Regions from separate parts of the Homo sapiens genome. Here regions 1 and 2 are each linked to region 3. A link is an interaction called in ENCODE POLR2A ChIA-PET data of the cell type or tissue named here. Cell type or tissue: Panc1. All regions are shown on one strand.

What was found. Peaks named below come from ENCODE experiments on the same cell type or tissue, not always from the same donor. Only the 100,000 strongest peaks of a DNase experiment are listed, where the experiment ranks them.
Region 1: POLR2A ChIA-PET joins it to region 3 with 5 read pairs; 2 of 35 experiments call an interaction of 5 or more read pairs at or near these places.
Region 2: POLR2A ChIA-PET joins it to region 3 with 5 read pairs; 11 of 35 experiments call an interaction of 5 or more read pairs at or near these places.

What each region holds. Positions count from the first base shown.
Region 1 is chr12:68,774,545-68,778,544 of GRCh38, reverse strand. It overlaps SLC35E3 (solute carrier family 35 member E3), which reads right to left. Exons shown (of 5, transcript NM_018656.5): 5 at 1-4,000. It also overlaps the pseudogene LOC100422438. Among named protein-coding and RNA genes, the nearest start is that of SLC35E3, 30 kb to the right of the region's middle. In Panc1, no CTCF peak of the experiment used is centred here; no DNase peak of the experiment used is centred here.
Region 2 is chr12:68,550,673-68,554,672 of GRCh38, reverse strand. It overlaps the pseudogene RPSAP12. Among named protein-coding and RNA genes, the nearest start is that of RAP1B, 58 kb to the left of the region's middle. In Panc1, no CTCF peak of the experiment used is centred here; no DNase peak of the experiment used is centred here; H3K27ac peaks cover 3,090 bases.
Region 3 is chr12:68,619,072-68,623,071 of GRCh38, reverse strand. The region is part of intron 1 of RAP1B (RAP1B, member of RAS oncogene family); the gene reads right to left. Among named protein-coding and RNA genes, the nearest start is that of SNORA70G, 6.3 kb to the left of the region's middle. In Panc1, no CTCF peak of the experiment used is centred here; no DNase peak of the experiment used is centred here; H3K27ac peaks cover 3,219 bases.

The DNA.
Region 1 (4,000 bases), 160 kb before region 3:
GTGCTGAGATTACAGGCATGAGTCACCACGCCTGGCCGGCAAGACCCTGTTTCTAAAAAACAAAATAAAAAATAAATCTTCCAACTATTTATAATATGATCTCTGTTCATCTTTACTGTTATAAACATTCCTCAGGTACTTGAAAGGAGTGTGTGTTCTAGGCTTGTTGAGTACAGATAACCTATTAGACAAGGTTACTAACTTCCCTGCTGCCTGCTCTATCACCTCTATTAGAAGTATTTAAAATCTCAATTTTCCTTTTAATTTTCATGCTGTTTTCTGGGTTGTTCATGATTGCTATGTTTGTGGTGGATTGTTCTTTAAAAAAAAAAATCTTGATCCTATTAACACTTTTTGCCTCAAATTCTATTTTGTCTGCTATTGATATTACTACCCAAAATCCCCGCACCCCGCCCTTTTTTTTGAGACAGGATCTCACTCTGTCACTCAAGCTGGAGTGCAGTTCACCATCACGGTGGCTCATTGCAGCCTCGACCTCCCTGGGCTTGGGTGATCCTCCCACCTCAGCCTCCCGAGTAGCTGGGATCACAGGCACATACCACCATACCTGGCTAATTTTTGTACTTTTTATAGAGACGGGGATTCACCATGTTGGCCAGGCTGGTCTTAAACTCCTGATCTCAAGTGATCCGCCCACCTTGGCCTCCCAAAGTGCTGGGATTATAGGCATGAGCCACCACACCCAGCCGGCAGCAAACTGTTTATGGACTGGTACTGGGGCCCAGACCCTACCTTGAGTGGTACTGGGCTAGAGGACTTATTAATTGCATGATCTAGGAGTAGTTCATAAATTCTGTGATGGTCATTCTTTGGGTGAACTCCATTTCTAGCAGATTCTAGATAAGCAGCATGACTTCCTCTGATTCTCTGACACCTGAGGGTGGGGAAATTCAGACTGTCCCACTTGGGTTGTGCGTCTTCACGCTGGGGAAGAGGGTGAGGCCAAAGTTGTGTTGGGAGATAAATAATGAAATTCAAGAACTCCATGGTAACAGCCCTTGTCTTTCCTCTCTGGGGCCACACAGTGCAGTGTGGGGAGAGGAGTGGACAGAAGGAATGTCAGCATTTCCTTGGCAAAATCTCTTGCGTTTCAGAACAGCAGTGAGATTTTGGAGGTATGAGAGAGTCACAGGTGTGACATTCCTGTGAGGAATGCTATTTGAGTACAAGCAGTGGATGTCCTCATGATGTTATGATTTCAGAAGAATAGCACTGTGCTTGGCTGAAAAGTTCTGCATTCAATAACTCCATGCCAATAAGCAGCCATTTCCTCCCAGCACACAGTTGCTCACCAATGTCCATGGTCCTATGGCACTGGGAGGCCTCTGATGCAGCTGTCTCCCACTATGGTCTTAGGAAATTCCTGGAACGTTATTAGAGTGAGTTTTTCCTAGATCTGCTTACTGAATACCTGTTGAACTTTCACACTGATGGCCAGTTCCAAGACTTAAGCATGACCTTGCGACCATTGGTGATAGTGCTTTCTTGATCTGCTGAATCAAATTGAAGCAGAACTGGGGGTACTACTAGGAATGAGGGGTGACTAGGGATGGGGCTGGGGCGAGGGGTATATTGGGTAACTGAGGATGACCAGTGTCAGAGAGCACAAAGATGATGGTGAAGGGCAGGTAGACCACCTCCCACTTGGTGGGAAAGTCTGTTCCTGGCTGGAACTGGTTCATTCATTCCAAGCCAGCAACAGCTCCAGGTTTGGACGCCATTTATGAATCTACATGCCACCAGACCAGTCCCTGTCTTCCACACACCCCACTCTCTGGAGTCTGGAAAAATGGCGGGGGTGGGGCTAGCTACTAGTTTTTGTTTTTTTTTTTCTTTTTGAGACACAGTTTCATTCTGTCATCCAGGCTGGAGTGCAGTGGCATGATCTCAGCTCACTGCAACCTCCGCCTCCCAGGTTCAAGCGATTCTCGTGCCTTAGCTTTCAGAGTAGCTGGGACTACAGGTGCACACCATCACAGCTGACTAATTTTTCTTTTCTTTTTTTTTTTTTGAGACGGAGTCTCACTCTGTCTCCCAGGCTGGAGTGCAGTGATGTGATCTCAGCTCACTGCAACCTACGTCTCCAGGGTTCATGTGAGTTTCCTGCCTCAGCCTCCTGAGTGAGTAGCTGGGATTACAGGCGCCTGCCACCACGTCCAGCTAATTTTTGTATTTTTAGTAGAGATTGGGTTTCACCATGTTGGCCAGGCTGGTCTCCAACTCCTGACCTCAAGTGATCCACCTGCCTCGGCCTCCCAAATCGCTGGGATTACAGGCGTGAGTCATCATGCCTGGCCTTTTTTTTTTTTTTGTGAGACAGAGTTTTGCTCTTGTCACCCAGGCTGGAGTGTAATGGCATGATCTCGGCTCACTGAAACCTCTGCCAGGCACACGTCACCATGCCCGGCTAATTTTTGTATTTTTGGTAGAAACGGGGTTTCACCATGTTGGCCAGGCTGGTCTCCAACTCCTGACCTCAAGTGATCCTCCTGCCTTGGCCTCCCAAAGTGCTGGGATTACAGGTGTTAGCTACCAAGTCTGGCCTTTTTTTTTTTTTTTTTTTTTTTTTTTTTTTGAGACAGAGTTTCGCTCTTGTCACCCAGGCTGGAGTGTAATAGTGTGATTCCAGCTTACTGCAACCTCTGCCTCTCGGGTTCAAGCCATTCTCCTGCCTCAGCCTCCTGAGCAGCTGGGATTACAGGCACACGCCAGCATGCCTGGCTAATTTTTATATTTTTAGTAGAGACGGGGTTTCACCATGTTGGCCAGGCTGGTCTCGAACTCCTGACCTCAGGTGATCCATCTGCCTCAGCCTCCCAAACTGCTGGGATGACAGGCGTGAGCCACCACGCCAGGCCCTATTTTTATTTTTAACCAGTGCTGTAGTTTGAATATTTGTCTCCTCCAAAACTCATCTGGAAACATCCCCAATGTGGCAATATTGAGAGATGGCGCCTTTAAAAGGTGACTGGGTCATGAAGGCTCTGCCCAGTGAGACTGGTGCCTTTATAAGAAGAGGAAGAGAGACCTGAGCTACCATGCTCAAGTCCCTCACCACGTGAGGCCCTCTGCCACCTTGGGTCTCTGCAGAGAGTTCCCAGGAACAAGAAGTCTCTCACCAGATGTGGACCCTGTACCTTGGACTTCTCAGTCTCCACTATTGTAAGAAATAAATTCCTTTTCTTTATAAATGACCCAGTTTCAGGTATTCTGTTCTATGCAACACAAAATGGACTAAGACAACGAGTACGCTTAGTTGTTGCTTCCTGAGTTCCAAAGTCCGACAGACAGAGCAGGTCCTCCATTCTTGCCCCTTTTTACCCCAAATGCTCATTGGCATTCTTGCAGCTACGAGTAATAATTAAAAGTGGCTAAGCCAGGCTGGCATGGTTGCTCACGCCTGTAATATCAGCACTTTGGGAGGCTGAGGCAGGAGGATCACTTGAACCCAGGAGTGAGACCAGCCAGGGCAACATAGCAACACCCTGTCTCTAATTATTATTATTTTTTTAAGTGAGTAAGCCAAATAGGGGTTTACTTTTCATCTAGAACAAGAAGACGTGTTGGCCAGGCTGGTCTCAAACTACTGGGCTCAAGTGATCCACCCACCTCAGCCTCCCAAAGTGTTGGGATTATGCGTGAGCCACCGCACCTGGCCACAAGACCCAATTTCTTTTATTTTATCTTTTTTTTTTTTTTTTTAAGAGATAGGGCATCTAACGGCATTGTTTTAGCTGCTCAACACTTTTTTTTTTTTGCTTATTTTTGTTTGTTTTGTTTGTTTTTGAGACAGGGTCTCCCTCTGTTGCCCAGCATATAGTGCAGTGGCATGATCATGGCTCACTGCAGCCTCAACCTCCCAGGATCAGGCAATCCTCCTGCTTCAGCTTCCTGAGTAGCTGAGACCACAGGTGCACACCAATATACCTAATTTTTTTTTTTTTGAGATGGAGTTTCACTCTTGTTGCCCAGGCTGGAG
Region 2 (4,000 bases), 68 kb after region 3:
TTGAAGAGACTGTCTTTTCCCCAGTGTGTAGTCTTGACACCTTCATTGAAAATGAGTTCACTATAAATGTATAGATTTGTTTCTGGGTTATCTTTCTGTTCCTTTGGTCTATGTGTCTGTTTTTATGCCAGTACTATGCTGTTTTGTTTACTATAGCTGTGTAACATAATTTGAAGTCAGGTAATGTGATTCCTCCAGTTTTGTTCTTTTTGCTTAGAATAGCTTTGAGTATCCTGGGTCTTTTGTGGTTCTATATAAATTTTAGGATTGTTTTTTCTATTTATGTGAAGACTGTTATTGGTATTTCCATAGAGATTGCATTGAATCTGTAGATTACTTTGGGTATTATGGACATTTTAACAATATTGATTCTTCCAATCCATGAACATGGAATATCTTTCCATTTTTTTGGTGTCCTTTTCAATTGCTTTCATCAGTGTTTTATAATTTTCATTAGAGAGATCTTTCACTTCTTTGGTTAATTCCTAGGTATTTAGTTTCATTTGTGGCCATTGCAAATGAGATTACTTTTTTATTTTGTTTTCAGATTGTTCACTGTTAGCATATAGAAATGCTACTGATTTTTGTATGTTGATTTTGTATACTGCAACTTTACTGAATTGTTAATCAGTTCTAATAGTTTTTTGGTAAAATCTTTAGGTTTTCCCAAATATAAGATTATATCATCTGCAAACAAGAATAATTTGACTTTGCTTTCCGCGCTACCTGCAGAGGGGTCCATACGGCGCTGTTCTGGATTCCCGTTGTAACTTAAAGGGAAACTTTCACAATGTCCGGAGCCCTTGATGTCCTGCAAATGAGGGAGGAGGATGTCCTTAAGTTCCTTGCAGCAGGAACCCACTTAGGTGGCACCAATCTTGACTTCCAGATGGAACAGTACATCTATGAAAGGAAAAGTGATGGCATCTATATCATAAATCTGAAGAGGACCTGGGAGAAGCTTCTGCTGGCAGCTCATGCTATTGTTGCCATTGAAAACCCTGCTGATGTCAGTGTTATATCCTCCAGGAATACTGGCCAGACGGCTGTGCTGAAGTTTGCTGCTGCCACTGGAGCCACTCCAATTGCTGGGCGCTTCACTCCTGGAACCTTCACTAACCAGATCCAGGCAGCCTTCCGGGAGCCACGGCTTCTTGTGGTTACTGACCCCAGGGCTGACCACCAGCCTCTCACGGAGGCATCTTATGTTAACCTACCTACCATTGCGCTGTGTAACACAGATTCTCCTCTGCGCTATGTGGACATTGCCATCCCATGCAACAACAAGGGAGCTTACTCAGTGGGTTTGATGTGGTGGATGCTGGCTCGGGAAGTTCTGTGCATGCTTGGCACCATTTCCTGTGAACACCCATGGGAGGTCATGCCTGATCTGTACTTCTACAGAGATCCTGAAGAGATTGAAAAAGAAGAGCAGGCTGCTGCTGAAAAGGCAGTGACCAAGGAGGAATTTCAGGGTGAATGGACTGCTCCAGCTCCTGAGTTCACTGCTATTCAGCCTGAGGTTGCAGACTGGTCTGAAGGTGTACAGGTGCCCTCTGTGCCTATTCAGCAATTCCCTACTGAAGACTGGAGCTCTCAGCCTGCCATGGAAGACTGGTCTGCAGCTCCCACTGCTCAGGCCACTGAATGGGTAGGAGCAACCACTGACTGGTCTTAAGCTGTTCTTGCATAGGCTCTTAAGCAGCATGGAAAAATGGTTGATGGAAAATAAGCATCAGTTTCTAAAAAAAAAAAAAGAATAATTTGACTTCTTCCTTTCCAATTTGGATGCTCGTTATTTCTTTCTCTTGTCTGATTACTCTAGCTATGACTCCCAGTACTACGTTGAATAACAGTGGTGACACTGAGCATCCTTGTCATGTTCCAGATATTAGAGGAAAGGCTTTCAGTTTTTCTCCATTCACTATGATACTAGCTGTGGGTTTATCATATATGGTTTTATTATGTTCAGATATGTTTCTTCTATACCCAGTTTTTTGAGGGTAAAATATATTGTAGAAATGAAGAAAATGAATGCCTTAGATGTTAAAGAATTTGAGTGCAAAGTGCTGTGGCCCTTGTATCAGATATAATCCTTTATTTTAGGAGCTTTATTCATTTAGTCAGTGATTATTATTTGTTTTTATATGCTATGCACTGTTTCAGGGGTTATAACCTTGAACAAGGCTCAATCTATGCTCTTTTTTTTTTAATCTTAAAGACAAGATCTTGCTCTGTCACCCGAGCTGGAGTGCAGTGATGTGATCACACCTCACTGCAACCTTGAACTCCTGGGTTCAAGGGATCTTCCCACCTCAGCCTCCTGAGTAGCTGGGACTACAGATGCATGCCACTGTGTCCAGCTAATTTTTTGTTTGTTTGTTTGTTTTGTTGCCCAGGCTGGTCTTGAACTCTTGGGCTCAATGGATCTTACTGCCTTGGCCACTTAAAGTGTTGGGATTAAAAGCATGAGCCACTGTGCTCGGCCCCACTCTGTGCTCTCAATTAGTTTGTAATTAGTGGGGAATTGAGATTTGCTTAAAAGGTAATTACAAGATTTTGATTACATGGTGATTAATGCCACATAATGATAAGATAGGGTGCAATGGAAGCATTATTCTAGTCTTGGGAGTGAAGAAATGCTTCTTAAATAAAGTGATTAAGTTAAGAAAATAAGAATAACATACATGAGTTATTTACTGAATAATACCAGCATGCTGTGGATAATGTTAAATTGGGAGGTAGGGACCATAAATACATTGTGTTCTAAGATGGGCTGATATAGCCAGAGAAGTCTTCAGAGACAAGATTTGATTTAAATTAGATCTTGCCCAATTGATGAATATAATTTTTATATGATTGTGATTAAAGACAGGGAGAGAACATCCCAGGTAGAAGTTTCAATACGTGTGAAAGGCTGGGTGCGGTGGCTCATGCCTGTAATCCTGGCACTTTAGGAGGCTGAGGCAGGTGGATCAACTGAGGTCAGGAGTTTGCACTTTGCATTAGGTGCTAGGGACCCAATAATGAATCAAATCTGGTCCCAGTACAGCAAATCATAGTTTATAGTATTATAAGGAGACCGGTCTAAATAAAGCAGAGGTTTAATCCTGGGGAGTAGTGGGAAATCTGAAGAGATAGAGTGGGGCCACCTGTATTTTGACTAATGTCTTGGGAGTTCAGATTTGAAGTCACTAACTTTTTTTATAGCAGAAGTACATTTCCTGGCTAATATGATAGAAGGATTGCAATAGGGGAAAGAGCAGCTCTTGTAGGCACAGGGAAGTGACAAAGCAGGCTAGAAAATAGGCTAATTTTTGTGTTCGTTCTCCCTCACCACTGCAAGTATACTGGCTTAGCAGGTCTGAGTTGCAAGTGCCTTCTGACTTGTCTCCCTAATTACAGCTTCTTGTCCACTCAAATCTAGTTGACGCACTGCTGCCACGGTATATTCATGAAACAACATCTAGATTCTCATCTGACTAAGAAATCTTCAATGAATCTCTTTTTATTAAACTAATAAGCATTTGTTGAGGGTCTTTCTCCATATCTATCTATCTATCTATCTATCTATCTATCTATCTATCTATAGATAAGTGGTAAGTTTTAGGAATCAAAGCAAAATAAAGTAACAGAAAATAACAAAGATGGTGCTTTTCTTGGATAAGGTTTTGAGGGTTACTTTTCCAAATAAGAAGAAACTTGAGTTAAGACTTGATTGGAGGGAGAGCTTTTGAGGCTTAATAGCAAGGGAAAAGGCCTTGAAGAAATGTGTTTGTTGAGTTCAAGGAGTGAGAGTTGGTGGATGTGGCTGGAGCACAGTGAGGAAGGGGGAGAGTGAGGGAAGGTGAGCTTGAGGTGGGTGAGTGGGTGGTGCCCCCCACCTTGAGTCAAGTTGTGCTTTGTAGTTCATCCTAAGGACTTTGGATTTTGTTCTGATGATAAAAGAAGTTGTCGGAGGGCTTTGAACAAAAGAGTATCATGATCTTATTTAGATTTG
Region 3 (4,000 bases):
ACAGATGACCTAAATAAAAAATGAGGAATTATAGTTGGACATAGATATAAAACTTTAAAAATTAGTTTAAGGCTGGGTGTGGTGGCTCACGCCTGTAAATCCCAGCACTTTGGGAGTCTGAGGCAGGAAGATCCTTGAGCCCAGTAGTTCCAGACTAGCCTGGGCAAGATTATGAGACCAGGCCACTACCAAAAGAGTGAAGAAAAAAACCAGTTTAAGGAGTAGCTTATTATGGGAATTGATATGGACAAACCGTTACATACTTTATGTATTTTTCTAACTAAAATAATTCTCTTGAGCACTAGGCAGTTATTGGGCTAACCATTTGAGATAGTGGTGGAAAAGTAACATGATCTTCCTGTCCTGAAACAGTTTAGAGGGGATGAGAGGCAAACAAATGGATAAATATAATTATTGATTATGATTAAGAACTACAGAGGTAATGAAGAGGAATGCTCCTTTATATAAGGTGATCAGGAAAAAACTCTGTAAATGTGACATCTGAACTGAGATCCACTGTTGAGACTGAGGCAGAATTGCAGAGGGCTGGCAAAAGATTGTCACAGAAAGAAGTACAGCTGGCTAGAGCTTAGTGAGTAATGGGGATAAAGTTGTGAAGTAAGCAAGAACTGGATTATGCAGTACCTTCTAGGCCTTGATAAGGAACTGGTTCTTAAGGGTAAATTGGGACCGGAGGGTATTACATGATCTGATTTACATTTTTAAAAAGGTCACTTTGTATTCTGGGTAGAAAATAATGTGGGGAAGGACAAAAATGAAAACAAGTTAGGAAGCTCCTGTGAGTCCAGACAAGAGATGACTGTGGCTTAAACAAGGGTGGTATTACAGAAACACAGCATTTGAAAGCCCGAAAAGACCTTAACAGCCATTTAGTCCAACTTTCTCTACATAAAGATAAGGTCCTAAGAGAGGAGTTAACTTGTTCAAAGTTTCATGACCAGTGCCAGAAACTAAACTGAAGCCTGTCACCTAGGTCAATGTTACCACCACTAAACCATGCTTTTTAAGACAACAGAGTACAATAAAAGGTCTAACTACTTAAAACAAATACCTGAGTTCTCAGATTTGATTTCACACCCAATGGAATGAGCTAAAAAAACATATGAGGACAATGAAATAAAGGTCTAATTTGAGTACCTGAAGGTCCAGAGAAAAGTACACAAGGGACTGCTGGGAAGCAGAACTAGTCAAAGGCTCTCCAGTCAAACTGCTTAGTGATGAAATTTTAAGACTATAATCTCTAACTCAAATATAATGCCAGTTTATCCTCTACATAGGACCTTCTGATGGGTAAGATGTATCAACCACTAAAGCATCACAAGTGTTTTTCAATGTTGAGTTTATCATTCCTGTTGACCAGAACTGTGAAGTGAATTGCTTTTAACAGTAGTCCTGCACTTAACAAGAACCTCTTAATCACCATCCTCACTCTCTTTTCTGCTCTACTTCCTGCCCTTTCACCTCTTCATTGCCTATTATCACCATCATTAACCATCATCACTTTCATCTAAACAGAGAAATGTTATAAATGCTTTTTCTGTCCTTAAAAGCTTGCAAACCTAGTCTTAATTCTTTTTTGCTGAAGGATGATTAAGTTGAGAGCTCCTGGAAGAAAAAAACACAAGTATAAACAAGCTAAAATAGAAGGATTTAATGCAATATTTTCAACTAGCAACTAAAACTCTATAAATAATAGTCAGTGACAACCTTGTGACTAATTTGGATGTCCTGGACATAAAATACGATCTCAGTATGTTCCCTAATTCAGAATTGCTAGAACAGCAGACCAGTTAATTATTTAATATAGGGAGCACTAAAGCTTCCTGTTAAATTCCCTTGCTCTCTATGGGATTAGCACATGCAGGCAGGAGTTCTATAATGCTTAATCCCTGAAGCTACCCTGAAGTTAGCATTTTCACATGTATTCCTTCCCTAAACCTTTTTCTTCCTCTGGTGTCAACTTTGTTCTTTGCAACACTGGTGTTCAGACTGAATTATCTTTTCTCTCCATTTTAATCTCTCTAGGGAAATAACTGGCACTAAATTTCCAAGAAACTGTGCACAATACAAACTGTAACTTAACTATCTTTCTTAACACTCTCCTAATCTGAAACTGATTACTCGATCCAAACACAGTCTAAAAATCCTTTAAAATGTGGAACCAGACCGGTGCGGTGGCTCACTCCTGTAATCCCAGCACTTTGGAGGACTGAGGTGGAAGAACCGATTAGGCCAAGGAGTTTGACACCAGCCTGGGCAACATGGCAAAACCCTGTCTCTACAAAAGTTAGTTGGGTGTGGTGGCATGCGCCTGTAGTCCCAGCTACTTGGGACGCTGAGATGCATCAACTGAGCCCGGGAGGTCGAGACTTCAGTGAGTCGTGGTTGTGACACTGCACTCAAGCCTAGATGACAGTGAGACCTTGTCTCAAAAAAAAAAAAAAGAAAAGGAAAATAAAATTTGGACTTATCCCATGAGTTTATAAAAACAGTTTAACAAGGATTGCTACAAATGTTTTTAAATTAACATAAAAAAGAAGGCCACAGAGTGGCTCTACCCAGCACTTTGGGAGGCCGAGGTGGGCGGATCACCTGAGGTCAGGAGTTCGGGACCAGCCTGGCCAATATGGTGAAACCCTGTCTCTACTAAAACTACAAAAATTAGCCAGGCATGGTGGTGGTGCCTGCAATCCCAGCTACTTGGGAGGCTGAGGCAAGAGAATCGCTTGAACCTGGGAGGAGGAGGTTACAATGAGCTGAGATTGCACCATTGCATTCCACAGTCCATCCTGGGTGACAATAGAGAGACTCAGTCTTAAAAAAAATAAAAATAAAAATAAAAAAAAATAAAAAAATAAAAAAACCACCACCACCAAGAAACAGCATTCTCCTGAAAGGTAAAAAAAGGATCATTCTACAGGTGTGTTTTTGAAAAGTGTCTACTTAAGGTAAGACAACACACCAAATTCTCAGGTCAAAAAGACATTACTAAACTTGAAACTTACAGCTTTACTATGGAAAAGTTATCAAATATTTTAAAACTGAGAAAGTCAACTACTAAAAATCTACTTAAGGATTATGTTAGACTTTGGACACAAGGGAATTCTGTCTATAGATGAGCAGTCAGGTATACAAAACAAATATTAAAACCAAAAATAGGCTTAAAAATAACTATTATCTAATCCATTACCAAGACCAAAAGTTGAATGGAATGCACAGAGAAGACTACAAAGAAGTTAAACTGATTATATATTAATAGGAGATTTTAAGATAAAGCACATGAAAACATTGCTTCACATTTATCTATGGCTCCCATTCCTGTTTCCAACAAAAATATAAACAAAATAAATCAAAGAAGACATTAAACACTGAGAGCAAAGCATGGAAAAATAAGTAATACAAAATACATTAGACAGTTGGGAATATTTTAATAGCATTTTCAGATAAATCTGGATACTGGTCTTTGACACTACACCAAAGCTCAGCAATTGGTTGCAATATGGAACAGGATACCTTATTGATAAACTTTTATGTTCTCTATAACATTAAAATCCATTGGTCTAGCTGACACTTTGTAAAGATTTCTTACCCATGTATGATTTTTATAATACTATGCATTGATCATTTGGAAATACTGACTCAGTTATGCAGATAATCAAATAATGACAGATTTCATTATATACTTACAGCAGCTGATACAAGCTTTCTAAAATTTTTGCTTAAAATCTAGGAACTTTATCATCGACCATAAATACTACCACTATTTTCCCTAAAGCAAAGCCTCACTGTTTTCAAGAAAATGTCAGCCTAATGCCCAAGTCTGGCATTCTTTTAAGCAAAAATGGCATTATATGAAGATTGATTCAGCGTGTGACTCAATCACACAAATACTTTCCCTAGAAACAACCATTATATTTCAGTATGCTGCCAAGTGTTTTTGTTTTGTTTTTCGAGACAGGGTCTTGCTCTGTCACCCAGG